Regions from separate parts of the Homo sapiens genome. Here all the other regions are linked to region 3. The links are chromatin contacts, found by Hi-C or POLR2A ChIA-PET in ENCODE. All regions are on one chromosome and are shown on one strand. The core of a region is the stretch at or near the end of the contact, and the rest is flanking DNA. Distances in the headings are between cores, read along the strand shown.

The links. Hi-C counts contacts between places; a loop is a spot of excess contacts on that map. ChIA-PET counts read pairs that join two places held with the same protein, here RNA polymerase II (POLR2A). Pooled maps may share reads with other maps.
Region 1: a pooled map shows a loop between it and region 3 (2.9-fold over the local background). The contact joins the promoter of NEURL1-AS1 here to the enhancer-like site in region 3. A Hi-C loop is called at or near these places in 1 of 37 single-sample maps with no recorded cell type and 6 of 50 pooled maps. POLR2A ChIA-PET finds 5 or more read pairs at or near these places in 1 of 52 experiments (GM10248).
Region 2: a map of CD4-positive, alpha-beta memory T cell shows a loop between it and region 3 (6-fold over the local background). The contact joins two enhancer-like sites. A Hi-C loop is called at or near these places in 1 of 168 maps with a recorded cell type or tissue (CD4-positive, alpha-beta memory T cell) and 7 of 50 pooled maps. POLR2A ChIA-PET finds 5 or more read pairs at or near these places in 3 of 52 experiments (Panc1, T-cell and activated B cell).

Annotation. Positions count from the first base shown.
Region 1 is chr10:103,515,574-103,520,172 of GRCh38, forward strand. It overlaps NEURL1-AS1 (NEURL1 antisense RNA 1), which reads right to left and starts at 1,869. Exons shown (of 4, transcript NR_120675.1): 1 at 1,813-1,869. The region is part of intron 1 of NEURL1 (neuralized E3 ubiquitin protein ligase 1); the gene reads left to right. RefSeq lists enhancers at 1-21, 42-201.
Region 2 is chr10:103,539,919-103,544,405 of GRCh38, forward strand. The region is part of intron 1 of NEURL1 (neuralized E3 ubiquitin protein ligase 1); the gene reads left to right. Among named protein-coding and RNA genes, the nearest start is that of NEURL1-AS1, 25 kb to the left of the region's middle. Within about 2 kb of position 2,958, at least 6 of the 41 ENCODE cell types and tissues checked have a DNase peak (open chromatin) inside an H3K27ac peak, as active enhancers do.
Region 3 is chr10:103,685,014-103,689,565 of GRCh38, forward strand. All of the region lies in intron 6 of SH3PXD2A (SH3 and PX domains 2A), which reads right to left. Among named protein-coding and RNA genes, the nearest start is that of SH3PXD2A-AS1, 59 kb to the right of the region's middle. RefSeq lists an enhancer at 1,608-1,657. Within about 2 kb of position 1,323, at least 6 of the 41 ENCODE cell types and tissues checked have a DNase peak (open chromatin) inside an H3K27ac peak, as active enhancers do.

The DNA of each region.
Region 1 (4,599 bases), core at 619-3,118, 170 kb before region 3:
GTATAGTAAACTTTCACTTCTGCAAGGTCAGTGAGACTCTCATTTGCAAAAGATCATCTTGTTGCCAAGAACAAATCACCACCTAGTGAAACATTTAGCTCAGCCATGAAAGTGAAACCAGATGACGAATGAACTAGTGTCCACACAGACCCTAGGTGTCTCTGGGCAGTAGGAGCTATTGAAAGTTTTAGATTTGCTTTTTGGAAAGATCGTGCTGGCTACCCTGTGGAGGATGGAGTTAAGAGGGACAAGTTGGAAGACCACTTATGAAGGAAGTGAAGTTGTCTAGGGGAGGGATGCTGAAGCCTGAACTACAGATGTGGTCCAAGAGAGGAAGGAACACGTTTGAAACATATTTAAGAGGTGTGCTTTGGCCGAGTGCGGTGGCTCATGCCTGTAATCCCAGCACTTTGGGAGGCCAAGGCAGGTGGATCACTTGAGTCCAGGAGTTTGAGACCAGCCTGAGCAACATTGCAAAACACCATTTCTACAAAAATATAAAAAATTAGCCGAGTGTGGTGGTGTGCGCCTGTAGTCCCAGCTACTTGGGAGGCTGAGGTGGGAGGATCATTTGAGCCTGGGAGGTGAAGGTTGCAGTGAGCTGAGACTGCACGACTGCACTCCAGCCTGGGTGATAGAGTGAGACCCCATCTCAAAAAAAAAAAAAAAAAGAAAAGAAAAAAATAAAAGGTTGTGTTTGGCAGCACTGATAACTGAATGATGCAGGCGGTGAGAGTGAGGGAATAATCCAAGATTATTCCTGGTGCCAGGTTTTCAGGTGACTGGGAGAATGGTGATCCCATCAGGACCCCAAGCAGAAGGCGGGGGTTGGAGGGAAAGATGATAGGTTGAGTTTTGGCCAGGGTGTGTCAGAAGAGCCCTGAGATATCCTGGGGGAGACGCTGGGTTGGCAACTCCATGTGTGAGCTTGAATCTCAGAAGAGAGATCAGGGCCACAATGAGTTGTCAGCAGTGGGTGTCACTTAAACCATGAGAGTGGTTGAAATATCACAGGGTGGACAGAATGAAACCATGAAGAAGGTGTGGGAGAGGTACAAGGAGAATCAGGAAAGGTCAGAGGGCCAGAGAGGCCAAGGGAGCAGAGTTTAGAGGTATGATATGGCACAGTGCAGTGGTTCTCTAAGGGCCTACGAATTGCCTGGAGAGCTTGGAAAAATGTAGATTCCTCCTCAGGGGACCTGGAATAACCAGTACGATTCTGGAAGAAAGAAAAACCTGGAGGACTTACACTTCCTGATTTATTTACTTTCCTTTCTCCTTTCTCCTTTCTTCCTTCCTCCCTCCCTCCCTCCCTCTCTTCCTTCCTTCCTTCCTTCTTTGGAAGAAAAACCTGGAATACTTACACTTCCTGATTTATTTCCTTTCCTTTTCCTCCCTCCCTCCCTTCCTTTCTTCCTTCCTTCCCTCCATCCTTCCTCCCTCCCTCCCTCCCTTTTCTTTTTTCTTTTTTGAGACAGGGTCCTACTCTGTCACCCAGGCTGGAGTACAGTGGCGTGATCTCGTCTTACTGCAGCCTCCACCTCCTGGGCTCAAGGGATCCTCCCACCTCAGCCTCCTGAGTAGCTGGGACTACCAGCATGTGCTACCACGCTCAGTTGATTTTTAAACTTTTTGTAGAGATGAGGTCTCACTATATTGCTGAGGCTGGTCTTGAACTCCTAGGCTCAAGCGATCCTCCTGCCTTGGCCTCCCAAAGTGTTGGGATTACAGGTGTGAGTCACCATTGTGTGACCTGCCCTATACCATTACTCACCTTCTTCAAACTTCTAATAATAAACAAGAAATACCTACTGTTTAATGACCTCCTACTGTGTACCAGGCCCTGAGCCCCAAGACCCACAGCTCTGACCTCATTTACTCAACACAATGGCTTTGTGAGCTAGGAGCTAGGTGGGTCAGCCTGAGGGGCTGGTTTCCGTAGTGAGTCCTCTCCTGCCCACATCTGGCCTTTGCCTGAGCTGGCCCCAAATTTCATCTCCTCTGTGTCTCCTCTGAGTTGATAGGACTGGAAGCCCCTGGCTGTCTGTAATCAAGTCCACAAAGGTTCATGAGTCAAATCAGAAGTCAATGTACTGTTTCCCAAAGAGAAATTTTCTGTCAGATGGACTTCCTGGCACCTTCTCCCCTGCAGCAGCTCTTTGAGTGCTGGGTGAACTTGCTCTAGGCCTGGCAAGTTGAGAACACAGTCTGAGAGTTCAATGCCTATGGGCTCTGAGCCTTGCCCAGGCCACTTCACCAACAGGGAAATGCCTGCCAGGAGGACCCAACACTTGGGCCTGGCAGGCCACCATCTCCCTGGCTCTGCTCCCGTGGGCCTCACCGCAGTGTGCCTCAGTGACATCCCCTTTTCACCGATCTTTGGCATCCAATGAACACATCTTTTCTTCACCTCCAGCCAGGTATCCTTTATGTCTCTTGAGGGTAACTTTGCATGCCCTGATCCATGAACAGTCAATTTCCTAGACTGAAATTTGGGAAAGCTTATTGCCAAGAGCCATGGACTGGGAGTACCTTATTTTGCCCCTTTCTCCACTTACTGCCCACACAGTTTCAGGAAGGAAGCAGTGGGTTAAGTAAATGATGACGTCTATTCACAGGAATACCTTGCAGCTTTACACATTAATGAGGTACCATGATTTAAAAAAAAAGTCTACTATATTATTAAAAGAGCAAATTGTGTAATATGTATAGTATGGGCCTGTTTGCATTTAGAGTGCTACATTTTTCCTTCCCCCTCTTCCTCTCCCTTCCCTTCCCTCCCTCTCTCTCCCTCTTTTCTTTCATTCCTTTCTTTCAACCAGTATTTAGTCAATGCCTACTGTGTGCCAGGCACTGTTCTAAGTACTAGGATACAGCAGGGAACAAGTCCTCTGTCTCATGGAATTATATTCTTATGAAGAGAGACAGATTTTTAAAACCCAAAAACATGACATATGGATGTCAGATGATGAAAAATGCCCTGGAGAGAAAGAAACCATGAGTGAGGCAGATACAGGGATTATGAGTTGGGGGGTCTGGGGAACAGCACTTTGAATAGGTTGGGCCAGAGAAGACCTGATGGCATTTGCAGGAGGTGAGGGAGTGAGCAGTGCAGGTATCTTGGGGAACAACTCTATTCTGTGGTTCCATACCTTGATATCTACCTGTGCATCTAGTTATCACTCAGACATATTTACTTTGTTTGTTTGTACACACACAGACCAAGGCTGAGTGGATACCCACCCAACTGTTACCAGGGGCTACCTCTGGAGAATTGGCTGGGGTTGAGTAGTGTTGGGGAACGGGATGCTTTTACTCCACACAAATCAGTACTGTTATATTTATTTATTTTTAACAATAAGCACATATTGCTTTTACAGTTTAAACTTTTATAGGCGCAGTGTCTCATGCCTATAATCCCAGCACTTTGGGAGGCTGAGGCGGGTGGATCGCTTGAGGTTAGAAGTTCAAAATCAGCCTGGGCAACATGGTGAAACCCTGTCTCTACTAAAAACACAAAAAAATTAGCTGGGCATGGTGGCGGGTGCCTGTAATCCCAGCTACTCGGGAGGCTAAGGCAGGAGAATTGCTTGAACCTGGAAGATGGAGGTTGCAGTGAGCCGAGATCGTGCCATCACACTCCAGCCTAGGCAACAGAGCAAGACTCTGTCTCAAAAAAAAGAAAGAAAGAAAGAAAGAAAAAAACACTTTTTTAAAAAATGAACTTTTATAGCCCTGTCCCCTCCCAAAAGAGAGTATGGTCAGCAGAGTCGTCTTGCTGCTTTGACCAGTGGTATCAAGGAATAAATGAGATAATTGATACGTGATTGCCAGTGGTTGTGCCTATGTCTAGAAAAGGTTAAATTTTGTTTCCTTCTCATATTCTTCCCCTCAGTGCCCAGGCAGGGCTAGGTATCCAGAAGTGCATAATATAACCACAGTGGAGTCCTGGGCTCACCTGCCTTGGTGCAAGTCCCTGGGAGTCAGTGCCTGGGCTCCACATCGTATGCATCTGAGGGCTGGTCGGGTCTAGTTCCCTCCATAGAGATTAAGGAACCCCTTAAGGGCTTATCCAGAAGATGCCAAATCTCCCTTGAGCCTGTTGTTTTGGGCCACCTGTCCTGGACATCACATTACACCATCGTCATCACTTTTGTCACCATTTTAAACTCTACTACCATCACCAGCAATAGTTTTTTGTTGTTGTTGTTGTTTCTTTTTTTTTTTCGAGACAGGGTCTTGCTTTGTTGTCTAGGCTGGAGTACAGTGGCGTGATAATGGTTTATTGCAGCCTTGACCCCCCGGGGCTCAAGCAATTCTCCCACTTTAGCCTCTGAGTAGCCGAGACTACAGGCATGTACCAGCATACTCTGGCTAATTTTTAAATTTTTTTTAGAGATGGGTCTTACTATGTTGTCCAGGCTGGTCTCACACTCCTAGCCTCAAGCAATCCTCCTGCTTCAGCCTCCCAGAGTGCTGGGATAACAGGTGTAAGCCACTGCTCCTGGCCCAGATAGTTGCTTTAAAAACAGTTTATTGCTTAAATTTTTATAAAGGTAACATATACTTTTAGGAAAATCCAAGAACATATGAAGGAAA
Region 2 (4,487 bases), core at 1,708-4,207, 140 kb before region 3:
CAAGCTGGCTGGAGCTTCAGCTTCTATTTCAGACTATGAAGCAACCTTGCAATGTTATGTGGAAGATGGCGTAGAAAGATGAAAGAAGCCCAGGTCCCTGATAATTACAGAGCTGCCACACTAGCTATGTCTGTGTACCTGCAGACTTCCTATGTTAAAGAAAACACTTAATATATTTTAAAAGCAATGTTATTTCTGTTTTTTATTACTAGCAACCAAATGCAATTCCTCACAGACACAGCTGGTTAACATAGCAGTGCATCAGGAGGAAGTCAGCTGTATTGCATATATGCTTATATCATTGAGATCATAATGTGAGAACATTTTAACCCCTGCTTTTCTGCTTTTAAAATTTTCTTTTATTTTCAGACTTTTTTTTTAAATTTTTTGAGATGGAGTCTTGCTCTTTCACCCAGGCTGGAGCGCAGTGGCCTGATCTCAGCTCACTGCAACCTCTACCTCCCGAGTTCAAGTGATTCTCCTGCCTCAGCCTCCTGAGTAGCTAGGACTATAGCCGTGTGCCACCACACCTGGCTAATTTTTGTATTTTTAGTACAGACAGGGTTTCACCATGTCGGCCAGGCTGGTCTCGAACTCCTGTCCTCAAGTGATCTGCTCACCTCAGCCTCCCAAAGTGCTGGGATTACAGGTGCGAACCACCACGCCCAGCCTTCACACTTATTTTTATCACTACTTTTTTCTCCAGTACCATCACCATCTTCAACTTTATCATCTTGTGCTTAATGTCATTATCATTATGAATAAGAATCATTTTCGTTACCATAACCATCTTTAGAGGATTCTCTTCTTGTTGATGGAGGGTGATTTGTGTATAAAATGTATTTTTTTAAATTAAATATTCCATTGGGGCGAAGTGAGGGGAGGCCGAGGGAGCCTTTGTCATTGAGGAACGTCTGTGGAAAGGGGTGGAATTGGTACTCAGACTTAGGACAGCTTCAATATTCATTGGTCATGGGCCACATCAGTCATTTCTGTGCTGCCAATGGCCAGGGTTGCTCCCACATGGGGATGCCCTCTAGGCATGTAAGTGAAACAACAGGGATGGATTTCAGTCTTCTGCCAGAGTTGGCTGGTAGGGCAGGTCAGGGTCAGTACTGCTTATAAAGAAAGGCAGAAGTAACTGAACTCGATAATGTAAGAAATAAGAAACTGTTGGAGGGTCTTGAGTTGGGGAGTAGCATGGTTTGTGTAGGAAGGATTAGGGATGGGGTGGAAGGGACACACAACTGGGTAGTAGTAGTCCAGGCATGAGGTGATGCAGGTCGTGTGTTAGGCAGGTCATGGGTTAAGTAGACATCAAGAGAGGATTAAACATACATACATACATGCCTACATACATACATAATCAGGGGAAATGCCTGTGTGAAGAAAAATAAGGAGGAAGCTGGGGGAGTCTGGGGGAGCCATCAGACCTCAGTGCAAGTGGGACCCTGAGTGAAGGAGAGGGGTAAGAAAGGAAGGAAGTTTGGTGGGAGCATATCAGACTATAGTGCAATTCTAAGAAAAGTTCTGCAAGACCTTGGAGTATCCTTCAGCCAGAGCCACAGTCCCTGGCCAGTGGAGCCCCACATCTCCCAGGAATGGTCCTGCCTTAATATCCCTGCCACACGCATCACTAGCTGGGGTGAGCTGTGGGAAGCATTGCCTTGGAGCAAACATGGGGATGGACTTCAGAGCTCCACAGCTGGGGCCATCAGTCAAGCGTCCACCCTGCAGTGGAAGATCCAGAGGCCCATTTTCCTGGATGACATGGGGATGACTGGGGTGAGGGACATGAGAAGGTGACTGCTGTTGTCTCAGGCCTATCTATTGCAATAACAAATGCTGGCCTGCACTGACTTAAGCAGTAAGGAGCTGTACTATGCAGAAAACCGGATGTCCCAAGGTGGGTGGCTTTCAGGGTTGGCTGAGTCAAGGCTGTAGGATGAAGTACTTCCCATCTCTCTACTCTGCCATCCTTGGGTTGGTTTCCTTCTAGACCAGTAGTGACATGGCCATGGTGGTCCCAGGAATTGCAGCAGGACACAGTGATATCTGGAGAAAGGAGAACGACCCCTATGTTCTGTGGAGCAAGGATCCCTTTCTCAGAGGGGTTCCAGCACATTTCCCACTGCTGGGAAATCTATGCCTCATTGGCCAGAAGTGGGTCACCTGGCCATTCTTGACCATGTCACTGAGAAGGGGAATGAAACCATTGTGATTGGCTTATTGCCAGGGTATGGCACGCTGGCTGTATGTGAGAATTGCTTGGGGAGCTGGGCCCCACACTTCAGATTTCTCTATGAATTGGTCTAGCGTGGATACTGGGCATCAGTAATTGTTTTTGTTTTTGGTTTTTTTGAGACAGAGTCTCTCTCTTGCCCAGGCTGGAGTACAGTGGCGTGATCTCTGCTCACTTCAGCTTTGACCTCCTGAGCTAAAGCGACCCTCTCATCTCAGCCTTCCAAGTAACTGAGACTACAGACACACACCACCATGCCCAGCTAATTTTTATTTATTTTTTTGTAGGGACAGGGTCTTGCTATGTTACCCAGGCTGGTCTCAAACTCCTGGGCTCTAGTGATCCTCCTGCGTCAGCCTCCCAAAGTGCTAGGATTACAGGTGTGAGCCACCACACTTGGCTCTACCAGTAATTTTATTACCTCCTAGGTGATGCTGATGTGCAACCAGGGCTGAGAACTGCTGTTGTCTTGGGGTGGTGTAGATGTTGGGCATCAGCCACCATGTCCATTACAGTCACTTACTAGTTTTTTGTGGCTTAGACAAGTCACTTACCCTCTTTCAGCTTTGGTTTTCTCATCTGTAAAATGGGGTCTGGCAATAGTTACCTCCTGTGCTTCCTGGGAAGACTGAAACAGTTCGTGAGTGCTCGTAGGCTTTGCAAACTGTAAGTCACTGACACCCGGGGGCTGGCTGCTTATCATTCTTATTCAATTTGGAGGGAAAGCACAGCTCCCTCTGCTGCCAAGAACAGCCAGGGCAGAGATTTCTCTTGAGCACAGCTTCCTGTCATTAAAACAAAAAAACGAAAGAGAAGGGAAAACGACAGACTGGGAAGCCACAGGCAATTGCAGTGGGCTTTTTTCTTCTTGGAAGGCGTGGGTTTGAAGGCGCTGCTATAAATGGTTTATGCAAATGAGCTGGAGGCGCTCTGTCCCCTGCCGCTTTAATCCGGGAGAAGCTGGGAGGGAGCCAGGCACAAGGTTTTCCGCCCCTCCTCCCTGTAGTCCTGCAGTGGGGTGGCTGGGGGCAGGCAGATGCTCTTCTGCTGCCTCCAGGGAAGATGGTCAGATAAGGCTCTGCACTCTGGCTCCCCCATGTTCCAGGACACACCTGGCTGCGTGGCTTCTTGGCTCTTTCTGCTCGAGTGAGCACAGGCTAGTGCTGCCAATAGTACTGCAGGAACAAGGAGGGCCCCCACTGGTGCTGCGAGGTCACGGCCAGGCAATCTGTCACCTTTGGGTCTCACTGGGTCCACAGGGACCTGGGGCACTGGAGAGGAGCAGAAGGGGGAAGAGTAAAGAGCCCGCACCATCGGCTCCAGGCTTTCATCTTCCCTCCCTCCTCCTCCTCTTCCTCTTTTCTTCCTTTCTTCATGAAATCTACTTTGAGCATTATGGAGTGACCACCTTGTCAGATGCTAAGGATCTAGAGATAAAAAGATACCTTTCTACCTTCAGGGTGCTCCCAGTATGGGAAGGGCCTCCTGCCATGGCTGCAGGGCTGGGGCTGCACAGAGGACTGGCTGGACAGCCTTGGAGAGGGATAGTCTGGTCTATTCCATCCCAGGGCATTGGGATGATCTCAGAGGAAAGGCTCTTCTGAGCTGGGGGCTGAAGGTGAGGTGGGAGTGTTTGTGGGACCAGTGCCAGGGAGGGGCACTCCAAGGAGAGGGACAGTGTTCAAAAAGCAACAGACAAGTGATGTGCCATGTTCTAGAACACAACTGGCTCGTGTGCATGGAGCATAGGTACATGGGGTGGGGTAGGGGGGGTCATGGAAGGTGAGGCCAGACACATGGGCTGGGGTCAGTTCACAGAGGACCTTGAATAATCCCCAAAGTGGGGGTCGAGTTTATCCTGATGCTCGGGAGCCACAGGAGGTAGAGGGCTGAGTCGGGCAGAGATGCCCGCCTGGCAGCCCTGCAGAGGGGGACGGAGGCTGGAATGATTGTCCAGAGCAGGATGATGCTGGGGGCCTGAACCATGGGCAGAGCCAGGGGAGGGAAGGAGGGGATGGATTTGAGAAGGACACGGTGACCTCTTGGATGGGGAATCTGGGCTGACACCAGATTTCCGGCCTGGATAACAGAACTCAAGGGATAAACTGGGCCCTGGAACCTTGGGGGTGCCCATGTTGGGTGGGGCCAGGAGGAGGACTGAGAAGCAGTCACTTCCAGTGAAGAATGTGCCGCTGGCCCATCCTGGGTTTCCCACCAGACCCTGGTGGAAGGGGGAATGGGAGAA
Region 3 (4,552 bases), core at 73-2,572:
CCTGTCTCAAAAAAGCAAAAACAAAAACAAAAACAAAAAAAAGGCCAGTCATGGTGGTTCACACCTGTAATCCCAGCACTTTGGGAGGCCAAGGTGGGTGGATCACCTGGGGTCAGGAGTTCAAGACCAGCCTAGCCAACATGGTGAAATCCCATCTCTACTAAAAATACAAAAAATTAGCTGGGCATGGTGGCGGACGCCTATAATTCCATCTACTTGGGAGGCTGAGGCAGGAGAATCACTTGAACCCAGGAGGTGGAGGTTGCAGTGAGCTGAGATTGTGCCACTGCACTCCAGCCCAGGCAAACAGCAAAACTCTGTCTCAAAAAAAAAAAAAAAAAAAAAAAAAGAGAATCCTGTGTCTGGCTGACCTGGGGCAAGTTCCTTAACTTCCCTTTCCTGGTCTATAAAATGGGACAAGACCACCTACCCTGGTTGTTGCAGGGAGGCTCCTGGCAATGATGAGATAGTGGACACCCCACCTTCCCCCTGTCTGATTGAGGAGTCACTCCGGAGAAAGGGCAAAAGCTGAAACCAGCGCTCTCTCCTGTTTGAGACGAACCCCTCCGGTGCTGCCTCCTATTCATAGTAAAAGCTGCTTCACCCTTAGTGCTTCCTCTAGGCCAGGCACGGTGCTGGAGTTATCACTTCAGGAACTTTCACTCAATCCTCAACCCCATGAAAAAAACCTGATTATCCCTATTTTACAGGTGAAGAAATGAGCCATAGAGAAGGACTTGCCCAAGATCACACAGCAGGCAGAGCCGGGACATGAAACTAAGCATTCTGGCTCCAGAGTCCACGTTTTTAACTCAACGGAATACTCAGCAATGGCTGAGTCTACGCCCTGTCGTCCCCTCCTGGGTCTCACAGAATGGAAATAAATGTCTCAACTCAAAGACCAACTTCTCCCCTTCTTTCTTAATCTATCAATAATTAAAACGGCAATAACAAATGGCAGAGCTGGGGTTCAAACCCTGTCTTCCTGTTGCCAAAACCTAAACTGTCAACCCCAGGCAACACTGCTTCTCTGCAGTGAAACTACATTAATGCTGATCTCATGAACTCAGCTAATAATACAGTTTTATGATCACTGAGATAGAAGTGGGGCTGAGCTCACCACTTTTCCAAGGAGAAGAATAAAGTAAACAGGATTTCATGAGGAACATCAACACTTGCCTAAGAGAACAAGCTTGTAACAACACTCTTGAGCAACCTCATCTGCATGTAAACGAGCTGGAGCTTCCACAGGACTCCTGGGTTGGATGAACCCTCAGGCTCTCCTGACAACAGCCCCAGGGCCCTGACAATCCCGAGGCTCCGTGGCCACCTGTGCCCCCTAGTGGCGCATCTCAGAACTTCCCGGCTAGGTGCCCTGGCGAAATGCAGCTTTTTAGAGAACTGGGTGAGAGGCATGAGATCTTTGCAGGTCTCAAGAGAACCCCTTGCTCTGGGGAGTCTGCTCCAGCCCCACTGGGGCTCCTGGAGCAGTGCCCACCTTGGGGAAGCAACAACAGCTAACAACAACAGGCCCTTCCTACTGCCAGGCACAGCACAAAACCCCTCAAAGGGCATCACCTCCTTGAACCCTGTGCACTTTGGGGCAAGCCAGGTCGCTGCTACTATAACAACCCCATTTGACAGGTATGATGGTCAGGTGGTACACATCAACCTGGCTAAGCTACTGTCCCCAGTTATGCAATCACACACTAATTTAGGTGTTGCTGGGGAATTTTTTTTTTTTTTTTTTTTGAGACAGAGCCTCGCTCTGTTGCCCAAGCTGGAGTGCAATGGCATGATCTCGGCTCACTGCAACCTCCACCTCCTGGGTTCAAGATTCTCCCTGCCTCAGCCTCCTCAGTAGCTGGGATTACAAGCACCCGCCACCACGTCCAGCTAATTTTTTGTATTTTTAGTAGAGACGGGGTTTTGCCATGTTGGCCAGGCTGGTCTCAAACTCCTGACCTCAGGTGATCCACCTGCCTCGGTCTCCCAAAGTGCTGGGATTACAGGCATGAGCCACTGCGCCTGGTTGGGAATGTATTTTTATAGTTATTAAAGACCATGACCGGATGACTTTAAGTAAGGGAAATTATCTAAAACACTCTGGGTGGGCCTGAGTCAGTAGCTGAAAGGCCTTCAGCAGAGTGAAGGTTTCCCTGAAGACATTTCATCTGCGGACAGCAGCTCCAGCCTGGGCCTGGGGGTCCAGCCTGCCCCCTTTCATGACCTGCCATAGGATTTCAGACTTACCTAGCCAGCCCCCACAATTGTGTAAGCTAGTTCCTTACACTACATCGCTTAATATATACCTCCCACTCGTTCTGTTCCTTTAGTTGAACCCTGGCTGATACAACAGAACAGGTGAGATAATCTGTTCTCAGAGGCGAAGGGATTTGCCCAAGTCACATGACTGGCAAGTTGTCGGCCTAAGAGTGGGACCCCAGGCAACCTGATGCAGTTGTTTCCCAGCTCCCACACAAACTCTCCCTTGAGGCCCACATCCAATCATCAGAGTCTGTCCAACACCCGCAGTGCCTTGCCCCCTCCACTGCTGCCAGAGCCCACATCCTATCTCACCTGGCTAGCAGCCCCCTGCGACCTTGCACATCATAACCCATCCTGCCTAGTCAATCCCCATCATTCTATGATTGAAGCCAGATCATGTCCCTGCCTCTACTTAGAACCCCTCAGTGAATCTTCATCTCACTCGATGAAAGTCAAAATCCTTAGAATGTCCTGCAAGGCCCTACATGGTGCTGCTTCACCCTATTCCCTCCCCACTGCCAGCTACATCTCTGCTCTCACCTCTTTCCACTTTACCCTCCACTATTCTTCATCCCAGCCACAGGCCTCCCTACTGCATCATGAGCAGCCAGCACACACCGTCACCCCAGGGCCTTTGCACTTGCTGTGCCCTTGGCCTGGACTGCTCTTCCTCAGGTAACCATGTTGCTCCCTCACTTCCCTCCATCTAATAGTACATTCTTCTATATAGCTCATCACCCACAGCAGACTGCAAACTTCTCTAGGGTAGAAAGGCACGTTCCTATAGCCTCGACACCTTGCGCAGTGCTTGGCATAGTTGATGCTCAGTTAGGTCAGTCTCCCAACAAGCCACACTTAGTCCTATCCCTCTACCTTTGTGCATGTGCTCTCTCTGGATTACCAAAGCCTCCCGCTCTCTGCTCCCAAACCAGAAAAATGTCTCCTCTTTCCAGGCAATGATCCCCAATTTAAAGCCACAATGACCTTTCTTTCCTGAGCCTGCACAAGGTTCACTCATTCATGCATGCTTTCTTCCATCCACCCACCCATTCAAAAAGTACCAGTGGACCCTGGGGCTGGTGCAAGCCCTGCAGCCAAGGTCTTTGCTCTTGAGGTGGTGGGAGACAGAGAAGAAGCAAGCAAACACACAGGATCACTAGAGTGTGGGAAGCGATGAGGAGGGAAGAAGAGGAGTAATCTGCGGGGGAGGCTGGACAGTGCAGGATCAGGCAGCTTCGCTAAGAAGGTGACAGTTTTAAGCAGAAATCTTAAGGAGCCAGCCATGTGAAAGATCAGGGAAGAACATTACAGGCAAGAGGGAAGAGCAAGTACAAAGGCCACGTAGAAGAATGTGTTTGATGCGTTTAAGGAGCAGAAGGTGACTGGTGTGGCTGAGCAGTGTGATGGGCGGGGACAAGAGGGGTAAAGCCCAGGTCAGGAAGGCAGCCAGGGGCCAAGTCACACAAGCTCTGTGAGCCAGGGTAGGGAATTAGTTCTGGGTGGGATGGAGTCCCTGGGGGAATTTAAGCAGGAAAGTATGTTATTTTCTTTCTTTCTTTCCCTTCTTCCCTCCCTCCCTCCTTCCTTCCTATTTATTTATTTAGAGATAGGGTCTCTCTCTGTTGCCCAGGCTGTAGTGCAGTGGCACAATTATGCCTCACTGCAACCTCAAACTTCTGGGTTCAAGTGATCCTCCCACCTTAGCCACTTGAGTAGCTGGGACTACAGGCCTGCACCACTACATCCGGCTAATTTATTATTTTTATTTTTTTGGTAGAGAGAGGATCTTGCTTTGTTGCCCAGGCTGGTCTCGAACTCCTAGGCTCAAGTGATCTTCTTGCCTTGGCCTCCCAAAGTGTTGGGATTACAGGAGTGAGCCACTGCACCCAGCTGATCAATATTTTTTAAGAGCTCACTCTAGCTGTGGTGTGGAGAATGTCAGATAGAGGTCTAATAGAGAAGCAGTGAGACCAGGTAGGAAGGTGGGGTCTTCCTGGAGAGATGAAGGGGTTTCTAAGGCATGTGATGGTGGAGGTGGGGAGACAGTTGGTTCTGCAGCTCGAGTTGGCAGGTAAAAGACAAGAGTCAAGAATGACTTCTCAGCCAGGCACAGTAGCTCACGCCTGTCATCCCAGCACTTTGGGAGGCTGAGATGGGTGGATCACTTAAGGTCAGGAGTTCGAGACCAGCCTGGCCAAAATGGTGAAACCTTGTCTCTACTAAAACTGCAAAAATTAGCCAGGTGTGGTGGCAGGTGCCTGTAATCCCAGCTACTCGGGAGGCT